Linked DNA regions of Homo sapiens: region 2 is linked to region 1. Evidence: read pairs that join two places in POLR2A ChIA-PET (ENCODE). Cell type or tissue: A673. All regions are shown on one strand.

Evidence for each region. ChIA-PET counts read pairs that join two places held together with the same protein. Peaks named below come from ENCODE experiments on the same cell type or tissue, not always from the same donor. Only the 100,000 strongest peaks of a DNase experiment are listed, where the experiment ranks them.
Region 2: POLR2A ChIA-PET joins it to region 1 with 20 read pairs; 2 of 35 experiments call an interaction of 5 or more read pairs at or near these places.

The regions. Positions count from the first base shown.
Region 1 is chr18:32,519,711-32,527,710 of GRCh38, forward strand. No RefSeq gene overlaps it. Among named protein-coding and RNA genes, the nearest start is that of GAREM1, 53 kb to the left of the region's middle. In A673, no CTCF peak of the experiment used is centred here; no DNase peak of the experiment used is centred here.
Region 2 is chr18:32,014,833-32,022,832 of GRCh38, forward strand. RNF125 (ring finger protein 125) reads left to right here and starts at 3,993. Exons shown (of 6, transcript NM_017831.4): 1 at 3,993-4,195. The coding sequence starts at 4,032. RefSeq lists enhancers at 3,315-4,187, 3,594-3,888, 4,188-5,060, 4,705-4,754 and a silencer at 3,594-3,888. In A673, no CTCF peak of the experiment used is centred here; a DNase peak (open chromatin) is centred at 3,859; H3K4me3 peaks cover 1,744 bases; H3K27me3 peaks cover 375 bases.

The DNA.
Region 1 (8,000 bases):
ATAATTAACAAATTTAGGTTTGTATAACTCTATAGCCTAAATCAGAAAAAGCATGTTCATCTGTTTTTAAATACACACACATTAAACCATTAAATGATGACTTTGTATTTAACAGGACAACTGATTTCTAGTTCTTGACAAGATAACTTACTTTTTACTAGAATCATACTAACATCTTCTTTAAGGAAGAGTAGTAGTAATTTAAGAAAGCCTGTGTTTAGTAACAAATTTAGAAAATCTAAGACATTTTGAGTTCACAGAAAAGAAAATAAAGATTATTTAGAAAAGAAACTTGTAGACTTTATGATACTAAGAAAGAATGCATTAATAAAATGTAATTAATTATTTCACAATTAACTTCCTTAAGCCTGTTTTTCATCTGTAAATGAGGAGAATAATGATAATAGCTACCTAAAGCATTATTAGGAGGATTAAATGAGATAATATTGAGCATTGTAAAGCACTTATCACAGTGGCTGGTCCATAGTAAATCTTCATTTAAAAGTTGGTAATTATTCTAATTGGCAATTAAAAATCCCATTGTTTAGAATGGAGATACATTAATCAATCCTGAGATTTTAATATTTGAGTCATAGACTATTTTTTGCTACTACAAGGTGTCACTCTTTAAATTTTCTCTCTGAAAATGATGACTATTTTATAAAGCCAAAATCCACAACAATGCATGGAGCACCGGGTAAGGCAGTGAACTAAATGTTAATCTGGAGACAAATAAATGTAAGATACAATCCCTGCAATCAAAGTTTACAACCAGATCGGACAAAGAAGACGTAAGAAAGTAACTGTTTGGTTTTTCTGCAATGCATTAGTTACTTACATGGTACTGATACTCAGAGAATAGTTTTTACCCTTTCCCCAAGTAAAAATTAACCCTCTCTTAAGCTCTTTATCAAGGTTAGCTTAAGTGGTATTATTGTATATAAACATATCACATACTGCAGAAGCTCCCAAATCTTAATGAGTTAGCAAGGACTTAATGTTAAGAAAAAAGATAGTTAGAAGATACTGTCTGTCATTACAACATATTAAATGCCAAAGACAAAAAGACGTAAAAAGCCTCAAGCAAAAAAAGATTTCATAGGCATTCTGATATCTTTCACCTGTATTATTGCAAAATTCTGAGTTAGTCTTACCACTTTTAATCTCTTCTGATTCCAGTTCATCTTACACATATCTGCTTAAAATAGGTAGTTTTCTCTTTTGCAAGAATATGAAGCAATTTTCTGGTCAGGATCATATCAGACTTAAGGGCTTTAGGCTTACAATCATGACATCTTATTAAACGGTAAACCACTCTTCTATCTTGTCCTACACTTGAACAAATCTAGGCTCAATGCCATGGCCTACTAAATTTAAAAAATCCATGAAAAAAGCAAAACGAGGCCAGGCATGGTGGCTCATGCCTGTAATCTCAGCACTTTGGGAGGCTGAGGCAGGCGGATCATGAAGTCAGGAGTTCGAGACCATCCTGGCCAACATGGTGAAACCTCATCTCTACTAAAAATACAAAAATTGGCGGGGCGTGGTTGCGGGCACCTGTAACCCCAGCTACTCAGGAGGCTGAGGCAAGAGAATCGCTTGAACCAGGGAGGCAGAGTTTGCAGTGAGCTGAGATCGTGCCACTGTACTCCAGCTTGGGTGACAGAGCGAAACTCCATCTCAGCACATTGGGAGGCTGAGGTGGGCAGATTGCTTGAGCAAGAGTTCAAGGCCAGCCTGGGCAACATGGCAAAACCCCATCTCTACAAAAAAATACAAAAATTAGCCGGGTATGGTGATGTGTGCCTCTGCTCCCAGCTGTTCCAGAGCCTGAGGCAGAAAGATTGCTTGAGCCCAGGAGCTTGAGGCTGCAATGAGCTGAGATGGTGCCATTTTACTCCCACCTGTGTCACAAAGTGAGATCCTGTCTACAGAAAAAAAAAAAAGTATATTCTTTACATATACAGGATGAACTGATAGATTTTTATTTTATACTTTGGGAATAATCCTCTACTATTTTATTTATTTTGTTGCTCAAATGGTTCCAGCTTTGGCCACTGGGAGCCCTTTCAGCTGGCTCCTGTTCCCCTTTCATGTATCCCCATCACTGTGGTTTTCTTTTTCAGCACTTCCTTCTTTTTTGGAGATGCAAGACATTCCAGAGTCATCTTGTAGATTTCCTGCCCCAATCTTAGAATCAGCCATTACTCGAAGTAGCCTTGGCCTCTTTTATAAGAGAATGGTATTAGAAACCAAGACTTGGGTGCTAGGTGTGCTTGTTACTACTGGAGTGTCATTGCATTTATGCCCTCTCAGCTGATAGAGAAAGAAAATATATGTATGAGTATATAAATATGTATAAATGCAAACCTATGTATATGCATTAGCTTGCTAGGGTTGCTGTAACAACCTATTGTAAAAACACAATAGATTGGGTGGCTTAAACAACAGAAATTTCTCACAATTCTGGAGACTGGAAGTCTGAGATCAAGGTGTTAGCAAGATTGATTTCTTCTGGGGGCTTTCTCCTTGGCTTGCAGATGTTCACCTTCTCTGTGTCCTTGCATGGTTTTTCCTGTGTGTGTGTCTGTCCTAATCTCTTCTTCTTACAAAGACACCAGCCATGCTGGATTAGTTCCCACCCACATAACCTCATTTTACCTTAATTACCCCCTTAAAGGCCTTATCTCCACATACAGCCACATTCTGAGGTACTGGGGATTAGGACTTCAACATATGAATTTATGTGGTTGGGGGAGACAAAATTCAGCTCATAACAGTACACATGTCTATAAATATTTCTAAATGTAACCATTTATCTATATTAAGCTAAACAGGAGTTCATATTGAGGTCTCCGTCTTAAAATTATTTTAAAAATCCTTTTTAGCCAGGCACTGTGGCTTAAAAATTATTTTAAAAATCCTTTTTAGCCAGGCACCTGTAATCCTAGCACTTTTGGAGGCAGAGGTGGGCGGATCACTTGAGGTCAGGAGTTCGAGACCAGCCTGGCTAACATGGTGAAATCCCATCTCCACTAAAAATACAAAAATTAGCTGGGCATGGTGGCAGGTGCCTGTAATCCCAGCTACTTGGGAGGCTGAGGCAGGAGAGTTGCTTGAACCTGGTGGAGGTTGCAGCAAGCTGATATTGCGCCACTGCACTCCAGCTTGGGCAACAGAGTGAGAGTCCATCTCAAAAAACAAAAACCAAAAACCTTTTATGTCTTAAAATAATTATAGATTCACAGGAAGTTCCAGAAATAGTACAGAGAAGTTCAGTGTACCTTCACCTACTTTCTCCTGATGGTTACATTTTATAGGAAATTGACATTGGTAAAATGTGTGTGTATAGCTCTGTGACATTTCAACACGTGTTGATTCATGTGACCACCAGAAAAAGATGCAGAACTATTCCATCAATACCAAGATCTTCTTCCTGCCACCCCCTTATAGTCACATTCATCTCCCTACCCCCTCCCTTGTCATGATCCCTAAACAGTAATTCTCAACTACTAATCTCTTTTCCATGTTTAGAATCTTGTTTTGAGAACATTATATGAATGGAATCATACAGTATGTGACCTTTTAAGAGTGAATTTTTTCACTCAGAGATCCATACAAATGTCATGTTTCAACAGTTTGTCTTTCTGTATACAACCACCTCCCCCCTACAAAAAAAAAAAACACCACAGTTTAGAATTTTTTTTTTTTGAGGCAGGGTCTCACTGTGTCACGCAGGATCATAGCCCACAGCAGGTTTGCACTCCTGGGCTCAAGTGATCCTCTTGCCTCAGCTTCCAGAGTAGCTGGGACTATAGGCACACACCTAATTTTAAAAATTATTTTGTAGAGATGGGGTCTTGCTATGTTGCCCAGGCTGGTCTTGAACTCCTGGGCTCAAGTGATCCTCCTGATTTGGCCTCTCAAGGTGCTGGAATTACAGCCCTGAGACACCATGCCTGGCCAGTTTAGAAAATTTTGAGGAGGCAAGAGAGGTTCCATCTTCTATACATGTGTTGTTATTCTACCCCTGAAAATGAAATAGTAGATCTTTAATCTACTATTTCCATGAAAAAATGGCTTCTTTCTAGTATATGAGCATGTGGCAGGAGGTAGCTGAGTAGGGACCCATTCGAAGTTCTATCCTATTAATTCTTCTTCCAATAGAGGGTGACATTTGGGTAAATGATAAAACATATCAGTTCTCTCCCAAAACCTCTACCCAAATAAGTCTACTTCTGATACTTTTCAGATACTGTTTCAAATAGAATCATGAAGCCTATATCTGAAAATTAAGAATGAAAGTTGTCTTATAGCTCAAATAATTTCCCTCTTAAACTACATTTTATAAATGTGTTTCAGAAAAACAAGGCTATTATTGTTTTATTGTCACATCTTCATTTTATCATCCATTTATCACTATTTATTGTGTTCCCATATCACTGTTGTAAGCACTGTTGATAGTTGTAAAGAACTGCAAAAATATAGTTCCTGCCATTGAAGCTCTATAGTATAAGAAGATACACAGAACAACCAGAAATAACACAAATGATGAAAACTAGTGATTTCAAATTGTTTGGTCTCAGAAACTCTTTGCACTCTTAAAATTATTAAAGACCCCCAAAAGCTTTTGTTTATATGGGTTATATCTATTTATACATATATAAAAATATATATATACTATATATATAGTATAAAAAGTGAAATTAGAAATTTTAGTATACAAGCATATATTCCGTTAGTAATGATGTCCATATGTATCATGTAGACTTGGGAAAGAATGAGGGTGAAAAGGCCAGTTGTATCTTCAAATTATTATGAAAATTGTTTTGACTTCACAGATTCCCTTAAAAAGTTATTGAGACACATGCATCCTCAGACCACACTCTGAGAATCTCTGGTGTAAGAATGCAAGTGTATTCATCATCAAACATAGATTTTAAAGAGCTCTAGGAGAGAATGACATGAATTTCATATGAAGTAAAAATACAAAGATCTTAGGAGGCAGAGGCAGAAATCAGAAATGTGCAAAGCATATGCCATTTAAAGAAATGCTAGCAAGCATTTCTGCTAGCATTTCTTCAAATGAAATGAAATTTCTGATTATGATATGCCAATCACTCTATAGATTCACTATTATGTAATATAGCTTTACTTCATGGCTTATATTTGAAATAATTATGTCATACTTCTCAAAATTTATCCCAGAGAAATAAAAGTTTATGTCTTCACAAAAACCTGGATATTAACATTCATAGCAGCTTTATTTGTAATTTTTCAAAACTGGAAATGACAAAGTGTGTCATAAATGGTTAACTGTGGATCACCCACGTCATGGAATATTACATAGAAATAACAAAGGAACAACTAGTGAGTTAATGGTAATAAAGAGGGAATAATTTATCCATTAAAAATGAAACATATTAATTTAGCTCTTATTTTGCACTGCATGCTGTACTAAGTTTGTGGAACATAAAGACAAAAACCGTGGTTTTTACCACAAATAGATTCATAGTTTTATCCTGGTTTAGTTTTTAAATTTCAAAATGAAGCCTTAAGTCCCTGCAACTCCTTGGTTCTACCCTCAAAGCAAAATGTTTTTCCTGGGAAATTTGCTCTTTTTCTAATTTAACTAAAAAGTGGTCACTAGTCCTCTAATCCTCCAAAATAATTTAATTTGTAAATAACAAAATGGCTGAACAATTCTGAATAAGAACATTTAGATGACCCTATCCTAGTTGCTGAGATCACATTTATACCAACCAAAGATAGTGATAAGACACTTTGGGGTCTTGGCCTATTTGAAATCATAACAAAGACCATTTTCCATTATTTATAAGGATATATTTTTTCTTTATAAAGTGAAGATAAAAATATATTTATATATGATTTTTAAAATGCTGTATCTCCAATCTTATAACTAGGGGCCCAAGTGGAAAAACTAGTTTGACAATGTTCATTTGACCTTTAAGATATAGAATTTCTCATCTTTATTGTACAAGTTAGTTCATTTCTTTGCAAGCCATGTATGGCCCATCTCCTTTCTCCTGTTACAGTTCTTGCTTTTTAATTAGGCTGTGCATGCTAATGCATAGCTGATTGTAGGGGAACATTTTAAGTTTTATTTTAACTGCAATAAAAATAGTCTTGCACTAAATATTTGCAAAGGTCAAAATTTTTACACTTGAAAAGCACTCCTACAGAGAATAAAAGAATATAATTGAATAGCTTTTCATATACCTAGCACATGGTAGATACTCAGTAAATATGTGTCGAGTGAATGAAACATTGACCGTATGTTGACGTTCTCTTACGATATGTTTAGTTAATTCAGTTAAACATTTATTGTGTGTATTCTTTGTACCAGGCATAGTGCAGAGGATTAAAAAGTTAATAGGATGAGTTTGCCTTAAAATACTTCAGAGTCCAGAGGAGAAGACCTACTATTTCTAAATATTAGGTTGGTGCAAAAGTAATTGCAAAAACTGTAATTACTTTTGCACCAACCTAATGGATATTTTCAATATAATGTGATGGTAACAACAATAGTGACATATATACTTTGTGAACAAAAATTTGGGGGTTGCTTATCCAGACTCAGGGGATCAGGGATGGCTTCAAAATACCTACCTGAACAACAAAGGAATTAATGTCAGTTGATGAAGAAAAGGGGAAGACCAGTGTGGGCACAGAGAGTGCAAGAGTAAAGACACAGAAAAGGAAGCTGTAGAAGAAGCATCAGCAAAAATGGAGGACTGGGAAGGGAAAACCTGGAGGTGGAAAGGCCAGTGAGCAACTTGAACATCCATTTTGTTGGTCTGGAATGGACATGTAGGGGAATGGCAAGAAAGGGGCAGACAGGTCTAAACTTCTCTACTCTTCTTCCTTGAGAGGGACTTCAACACCTGTAGATGACCTTAGGGTTGGCTATTAAATCCATTGGGGTCATTGAAGAAGGAACAATATTCAAAGGAAATGTTAAGGATACACGTGAACCCCTGGGGGCATAGGCCCTTTCTCTCATCTGTGTTTATCTACCCCCATGTAGAAGCCATACTAAGATCAAAATCAAAGATCCAACTGAGACCCACTTTTCTGATGGTAGATCGTCTTCTCTGGGTTGCTTTCCTTTTGGTTTGTCTTCCTCTTGTCTTTCTTGGTGGCTGCTTTCTGCTGTTTTCTGCTATCAGTCTTGATAATTGTCTTATTGGGTACAGCAAGAAACACTTGGGCAGAAACACCTCCCCCAAACAGAGCAATCTGGTGGAGTCTAGGGGAAAGTGGGTGGAATAAACTGTTTCAACTTTTAATCTAGGCCTAAATGTAGATACAAGAACTGATTTTCCAATATAGGTCAGCCAAGATCACTACGTAAGAGAATCCGTGGATATTTGGGACCTAGCTACTGGTGATATATGTGTAACAGGGCCTGGATCCTCATGCCCCACTCCTCCCAACACTCTTGAAAAAAAAAAAAAAGCAAATTTTCCCTCCTTTTCCCCTAGGAGTGTTGGTTAACCTGGATAGGTCCATGTTCATTAGAAGAGCCAGAAAGAAGGCAGACGAAGTCATGTAGTTTTCATGGTGACAAGGTCTAAGCAATGGTTGTGTGATTATGTGGCTGGAGTGAAGAGGAAGTAAAGGTCATTGGATCTGAGGAGGTAAAAAAAAATGAACCAAAAAAAACTATATCCAGTTAGGATGTTAAATGGGTTTCTCGTGTATAGTTACTGGAGTGGAGATGAAATCTGGTTTCCAATCACTACAGTCCTCATTAGATTTGTTAGAATCATCTGGGGAGAGTGCCAGGAAGGTTTAGGGAGGTAGGAAAATGGAACGTTTCAGCCTATTCCAGGCTGGATACTTTTTAAAAAACTGTAGGTGGTGGTCCTGTGCATTTGTAGGATATTTTTGCAGCATTCCTGGCCTCTACACATAGATGCCAGTAGCATCTTCCCCTCACCCTCATTTGTGACAACTACCCTCATTTGTGACAAGTA
Region 2 (8,000 bases), 500 kb before region 1:
AGGACATAATTGAGCTGCTGAGACATCTCTGGAACTGTTTACACCTGGACTAGTTTGCCATATTCGATAATAAATATCTTTTTTTTTTTTGAGACAGAGTCTTGCTCTGTTGCCCCAGGCTAGAGTGCAGTGACATGATCTTGGCTCACTGCAACCTCTACCTCCTGGGTTCAAGCGAGTCTCCTGCCTCAGCCTCCTGAGTAGCTGGGCTTACAAGTGTGTGCCACCATGCCCGGCTAATTTTTGTATTTTTATTAGAGATGGAGTTTCATCACGTTGGCCAGGCTGGTCTCGAACTCCTGACCTCATGATCAGCCTGCCTCTGCCTCCCAAAGTGCTGGGATTACAGGTGTAAGCCACTGAGCTGGTCGATAATAAATATCCTTACTGAACGAGGCACTTTTAGTTGAATTTCTGATTCCTGCCATCAAAAGTAAGTCTTGCAGGAATTTTTAGATAATATTAAGGATTTGGAATTTAATCCTAAGGATTAGGAGAGCTATTAAAGGATTTTGTGCATGGGGTGACACAAGATGTTTGCTTTTCAAAAGATCACTTTAGTTGCCATGTGGATAATAAACTGGAGAGAGGCAATGATGGATGCGGGTAGAGCAGTTAGGAACTACTGCCATTAAGTCACACAAGAGAATGCAGTGATTTAAAATAAGCGGTGGCTATGGAAATAGAAGAAAATGAGCATGGTGGCTCACGCCTGTAATCCCAGCACTTTGGGAGGCCAAGGCAGGCGGATCATGAGGTCAGGAGTTCACGACTAGCCTGGCCAACATGGTGAAACTCCGTCTCTACCAAAAATATAATAAAATTAGCCGGGTGTGGTGGCATGCGCCTGCAATCCCAGCTACTCAGGAGGCTGAGGCAGGAGAATCACTTGAACCCAGGAGGCAGAGGTTGCAGTGAGCTGAGATTGCGCCACTGCACACTTCCAGCCTGGGCGACAGAGAGAGACTTCATCTCAGAAAAAAAAGAACTACTGAGATACATATTGGAGGCAGGATTGTGATTATGCTTGATTCAATGTGAATGAGGAAGAGGAAGAAATCAAGGATGACTTCCAGGTGTCTAGACTGAGCTATAAAGTGGATCATAGTGCCATTTGCTAAAAGAGAGATCAACCACTGGAGGAGGCTGCTACTATAATGAGTTCATTATTGGAGACATTGGGCTGAGGGTGTTTATGTCAAATGGTCAGTCATGTAAGCTATTAGGCTATTGGACATTTGAATGGCCTGGGGTAGAGATAAAGATGTGAAAGTTTTTGGAACCGAAATAGTGACAGAACCTGTGTGATTTTTGAGAGAAAGAGAAAGAGAGAAAGAGAGAGAGAGGAGAAGGGAAAAGGTCCTAAGACAGAATCCTAGGATCTCCAGCCCAGAGCCAGTGGAGAAGGAGACTCTGGCAAGGGAGAAGAAACAATAGCCAGAAAGAAAGAGGGAAAGTCAGAGTGTTTCCAGAAGGAGGGGATGGTCAGCACTAACAAACATAGTTGAGGGGTCAAGCAAAAAAAATAGCTGAAAAGAATCTATTGGAATTAGTTACATGAACGTCACCAGTGACACTGATAATAAAGCAGTTTTTGGACAGATGGAGGTGGAGAGGTTGGTTCAGAACCCAGACTGGACTGAATAAGAAGTGAATAATTAAGAAATGATGACAAAATGTAGAGGATCAGATCAAGAGATTTGGCCTTGAAGCGGATATGGGGCAGGAGTTGAGGCATAAGTGGGATGAAAGGGAGGTTTTTGTTTTCCTTTTGAAGATGGGAATAACTACCTTTTCATCTTATTTCCCCCCCCCCACCGCCTGCCCCCCACCACCCATGCTCCAGCTCCATAGGTCTTTCCTTTCTTTGGTTCTGCCTCATTCACTGTTCCCAGTCCACGCTTTTTCCTAAATCTTTGAATGGCTCACTTCTTTTCATTATTCATGGCTCTGCTCAAATGTCACTTCATCCAAAAATTCTTCTCTGAGCTTATTCTTCTCCTCATTGCCATTTACTGTTTTATCTTCTTCATGGCTCTGATTATCTGAAATGATTTTGTTCATTTGTTTATGGATTGATTACATGTATCTTCCTTTTGTTTGTTGTTTGTTTTTGAGACAGAGTCTCGCTCTGTTACCCACGATGGAGTGTAGTGGCATGGTCTCGGCTCACTGCAACCTCCACCTCTTGGGTGCAAGTGGTTCTCCTGCCTCAGCCTCCCAAGTAGCTGGGACTACACGCATGTGCCACCACACCTGGCTAATTTTTGTATTTTTAGTACAAAAATTTTTACTAAAGAAATGTATTTCTAGTAGAGACGGGGTTTCACTATGTTGGCCAGGCTGGTCTTGAACTCCTGACCTTGTGATCCACCTGCCTCGGCCTCCCAAATTGCTGGGATTTCAGGCGTGAGCCACTGCACCCAGCCTGTTTTGGTTTTTTGAGACAGGGTCTCCCTCTGTTGCCCAGGCTGGAGTGCAGTGGCATGATCTCGGCTCACTGCAGCCTCCACCTTTCCGGTTCAAGCGATTCTTGTGCCTCAGCCTCCCAAGTAGCTCACACCCAGCTAAGTTTTGTATTTTTAGTAGAGACAGGGTTTCACCATGTTGGCCAGGCTGGTCTCAAACTCCTGACCTCAGGTGATCTGTCCTTCTTGCCTCCCAAAGTGCTGGGATTACAGGCGTGAGCCACTGCCCCGGCTTGGTTTGTTTTTTGAGACATGGTCTCACTCTGTCGCACAGGACGGAGTGCAGTAGTGTGATCTTGGCTCCCGTGCTCAAGTGATCCTCCCACCTCAGCCTCCCAAAGTGCTGAAATTACAGGCGTGAGCCACGGTACCCGGCCTATATCTCCTAATTAAAAGTAAAGCCTGGGTGAAGTTTATGGCCTGCTAAATACGTACATGTATTATATGCGTTATTATATCCCATGTGTTATATTATATATTATTGTATATGTGTATTATATACTATGTACTATTCTTACAACTGTATGTGAATCTATAATTATCTCAAAGTTTTGTTTTTGTTTTTTAAAGTAAGTTCTGTGAGAACTGGGATTTTGTTTGCTTGTTGACGATTGTGTCTTCATCACTAGAACCGAGTCTGGCGTGCAGTGGGCACTAAATAAGTCTTCGTAAAAAGTGTAAATTAACGCCCGGCTAATTTTTGTATTATTAGCAGCGACGGGGTTTCACCATGTTGGCCAGGCTGGTCTCGAACTCCTGCCCTCAAGCAGGAGTTTCAAGCCCGCCTCGGCCTCCCAAAGTGTTGGAATTACAGGCGTGGGCCACCGCGCCTGGCTGATCATGTTTAAAGGGCGGGGTGGGGAGCGTACAAACAACAGAGGAAATCCTGAGCCGCAGAGGAAACTGGAGATGGCAGGGTTTAGCACTAGAATCTCTGTAGGAGAGGTAAGATTGGAATCCTAATCTCCAGGACTCTTTCCACTACCCAGGCTATCTCTCCATTAATGGACTATTGATTGGATGACAGAGTAGCGATAGCACCGTCTTAGGAGACGCCCAATCATAGGTCATAGGTCATTTTTGCAGCTTATTGTGATGACAACAGTGGAGGATGGTCTTCCACTTCACCTTAAAAGCGGCTGTTCTCTGATTATCATTAAGCATGGCCACGCCCGCACTTAACTTCTGACAGTGGGGAAAGCAGCTGTGTGTGATAGCTTGGAAGGTTTACTGCTGCCTCAAGTCCTCTTCTCTGCAGTTGAGGTTTCAGGTTTCAATCCTCCCAATACCACAAGACAGAGCACGGGGCGGCTGCCGCCTCCGCCTCCGCGCCTTAACCTAGGCGGCTTGCCGAAGATCTCAGCCCCGCGGCCGCGCGCTCGCCCTGCCCTAGACCAGGGTTGGGCGCAGCGGCGGAGGTGGCTTCTGGGCTGCGCGAGCTGGGAGAGCTGGGAGGCGGCGATCGCAGCTGGGCCGGGACTTCCTTCCTCCACCGCACGGCAACAAAACAACCCTGCGGCAGGCACTGAGTGCTTCGCAGCTGTCTGGGCGAGAGGCACAGCGATGGGCTCCGTGCTGAGCACCGACAGCGGCAAATCGGCGCCCGCCTCTGCCACCGCGCGGGCCCTGGAGCGCAGGAGGGACCCGGAGTTGCCCGTCACGTCCTTCGACTGCGCCGTGTGCCTTGAGGTGTTACACCAGCCTGTCCGGACCCGCTGTGGCCACGTGTAAGTTCCAGGGGAGCTCGGTTTGCGCCCACCCCTAAGGAGGGCGATGTGGGGAAGCTGAGGGCATGGTGTGGGGAAGGAGGGGGACGGAAGACAGCCTCTTAGGAAATTGCTGCAGGGAGAAACCTGGACCCGTCGGATGCAGGACCACGGGGAAAACGCGGGTCGGAAGGTGACACAGGATTTCGGGAGGAGAAAAAATAAACAAGCGGGTCCTGTAGCCCCCTTGCGCTTTCAGCTCCCGAAGCCCAGGTGCGGAACTCCAGAGAAGGGGATCCAGGCACGGGTCCCGCCCAGAGCCAGGGCTCGCCAACTGGGGAGGGTGCTCTTGGCTGGAGAACCAGCGCTCGCCCAGGCACGGAAAGGAAACGAGCTCCAGCTACAAGGCAGGGGCTCCCGCAAAGCGCAGTTACCCCGCTGAACACGGTAGAACGGGCTGCGCTTCCCTCTGCCCCAGAAACCCGGGTCCGTTTTGTTTTGCTGGAGCTGTGCACGTGTTCCCAGAATGCCCACAGAGGCTCGTCTTAAGCAAACAAGGATCTGTGCAAAGTGTCTTTCCACCCCCACCCCTGCTACCCTTTCCCAACACAGACACCCAGCCCCTCAAAGGGCAAGTCAAACTGGAGCTTCCGAGTGACTTTCCACAGTTGTTAGAGTTTAACAACCTGCTAGGGTGGGGCTTGGACGTTAGCCGCCAAGCCCCTGAATGTACTCCTTCAAAACCCAGCCACAACGTAACAGGAGGTGGCAGGCTACCTGCTTTACGCACGGTCTCTCCAAACCGGCGGAAATTACAGAGTAAAATAACTTTCTCAAAACCGCATAGTACTTAGCTAAAACTCACAGTTGGTGCAAAGCCGTGGTCGTTTCTAAGAAGAATTTAAAAACAAAGTCCCTATATAAAATTGGCACATCCTTAATGTGTGTTTGAATAACTGGTGGAGTTGGAGCTGTGAATTTGTGCTCTCTGTTTACTGTGTGTGTGTGTGTGTGTGTGTGTGTGTGTTTGAGAGAGAGAGAGAGAGACGTAGTCTGGCTCTGTCGCCCAGGCTGGAGTGCGGTGGTGCTATCTCGGCTCACTGCAACCTCCGCCCACTGCAACCTCCGCCTCCCAGGCTCAAGTGAGTCTCCTGCCTCAGCCTCCCGAGTTGCTGGGATTACAGGCGCCCACCCCCACACCCGGCTAGTTTTTGAATTTTGAGTAGAGATGGGGTTTCACCATGTTGGCCAGGCTGGTCTTGAACTCCTGACCTCAATTGATCCACCCACCTCGGCCTCCCAAAGTGCTGGGATTAAAGGTGTGAGCCACTGCACCCAGCCTTCTCTCTTTGCTTTGATTTTTTTTCGTGGATACGTGTGTGTGTGTTGTGTCTGCACAGATCAGGAGCGGAAGCCTACTTAATGTCCTTTGAAGGGTGACTATAGTATGATGAAGCCATGTGTGATACCACAGTGGCTTGTACCAGCATTTGGCTTAGCAGGAAGAAAGAAATACCGTTATTATGAATGCAAGTGCACAACATGTTTTTGAGGACCACTTTTGAAAGGATTTAGGTAGTCCTTAAAAACATGTTGTGCACTTGCAGTCAAAAGTTTTGACGCCCGGCGTGGTGGCTCACACCTGTAATCCTAGCACTTTGGGAAGCCGAGGTGGATGGATCACCTGAGGTCAGGAGTTCGAGACCAGCCTGGCCGACATGGTGAAACCTCGTCTCTACTAAAAATACAAAAATTAGCCAGGTGTGGTGACCCGTGCCTGTAATCCCAGCTACCTGGGAGGCTGAGGCAGGAGAACTGCTTGAACCTGGGAGGCAGAGGTTGCAGTGAGCTGAGATGGCATCATTGCACTCTAGCCCGGGCAACAGAGCAAAACTCAGTCTCAAAAAAAAGAAAGAAAAAAAAGAAAGTTTTGAAAGGACTTAGGTAATCCTTAATACCTATAGCCTTGTATCTGAAAAGCAGTTTTCACTACTGCCCGTCTGTGAGCCAGGGACAAAAGTGTGCAGCCTGCACAATGTATAAATAAAGAGTGCTTTGGGCATTATTTCGTAGCTGTGTTTTCTTTTCTTTTGAGATGGAGTCTTGCTGTGTTGCCCAGGCTGGAGTGCAGTGGCACGATCTTGGCTCACTGCAAGCTCCGCCTCCCGGGTTCACGCCATTCTCCTGCCTCAGCCTCCCGAGTAGCTGGGACTACAGGTGCCGCCACCACGCCCGGCTAATTTTTTTGTATATTTAGTAGAGACGGGGTTTCACCGTGTTAGCCAGGATGGTCTTGATCTCCTGACCTCGTGATCTGCCCGCCTCGGCCTCCCAAAGTGCTGGGATTACAGGCGTGAGCCATGGAGCCCGGCCGTAGCTGTATTTTCAAGGCCTGTTGTTTCAGCTTTGTTCTTAAAACTCGAGGCTTAAATTTACCCTCCTTTCTATTACTGATGTTGTTGCTCAGCTGTCCAGATGTAGCTTATTAACATAATATCCACAGGCCAGTCTGGAAGCCAAGATGGGCTGTGTGAGTCATAAAATATATTGATTATTTTAGGGCAATAACAGCCTAAAGATATCTCCATTTAAATTGAGTCATTATTAGCATTAAAACTTTAAAGTTGTGCAAAACATAAACAGTGGGCGTTTTGAAGATTCTTTTTGGAACAGACCGCTTTGCTATTCAATGATCTGACTGGAGATTGTTTTCTCGGTTTGGACTTTGAATATTATAATTTACCATTTACAATATTTTTCCTTCTACTAAAGGATAATATAAATTTGCAAAATGTTAAATTTTTTGTTTAATCTTTTTCTTTGTTAAAGTGAATAGGAAACTAGCAACTGGAAAAATAGTCATAAAATAGCATTACAAGGGCTGAACAAATTGCCTTTCCTCTCTTTACTGTTCTTTGTTTTGACAAATCTATGTCCATTGTTCTGGCTGTGGGCAGAATTTCCATATTCCTCCTTTTGGCAAACTTACTTGGTCCCCTTCCACTTTATAAATGTTAACCAGAGTCCTTTCTGCAGTAGAGATTGTGAGCGTTAATACCATTTGTACATTCTAAATGAATTACTCTTTTCCATTGAAATTAAGTTGGAAAACGAATAAATGCAAATGAACCTTCTGTATTTTATTATCCCATATTGAAGCTACATTTTCAGACATGTTGAACTAGGTGGTTTATGCTGATTTTTGTTTGTAAACCTATTTCAAGTCAAACAAGTTTAATAATAACAACAGTACCTTGAATGAATATGTAAGAGCACTTTATAAGTTGTATTGTGATGCAGTAGTAACTGGCCCTTACAGAGAGCTGGATTTGAAATTCACCTCTGCCACTAGCCAGATGTGTGACCACTTTAGGGAAATTTGAATTTGATTTTTTTCCCCTAAAGTTTTGATCATTTGAGTCTATGAAACAAACTGCTAATAGATTAACAAGGGGGGAAAAGCTTACAAATGTATTAATGAGCATATGGGCATGGGAGTCATACAAAATATGAAAACTGAGAGAAAGGGCCAGATGCTTGATGCTTTTATACCATCTTGAGGTTACAGCAGAGTAGGGGCTTGGAACATGGTTATGGGAGGGAGAAAGAAAGAAGGGGCTGGGGCAAAGATGGTCTAGTTATGCAGATGAAACTTCATAGATAGCAGCTCCTAGAAAGAATAGGCATGAGCCTGTGTTAAGTTGCTCTGTCAGACCTTCGTAGGTGTCAGACTTTCAGTTAATAATTTCCTAGGTACAGATAAGGGGGTGCCTCCAAGAAAGCCTGGTTGTTTATTTCACCAGTGTAGATTTTCTCTACAGATGCA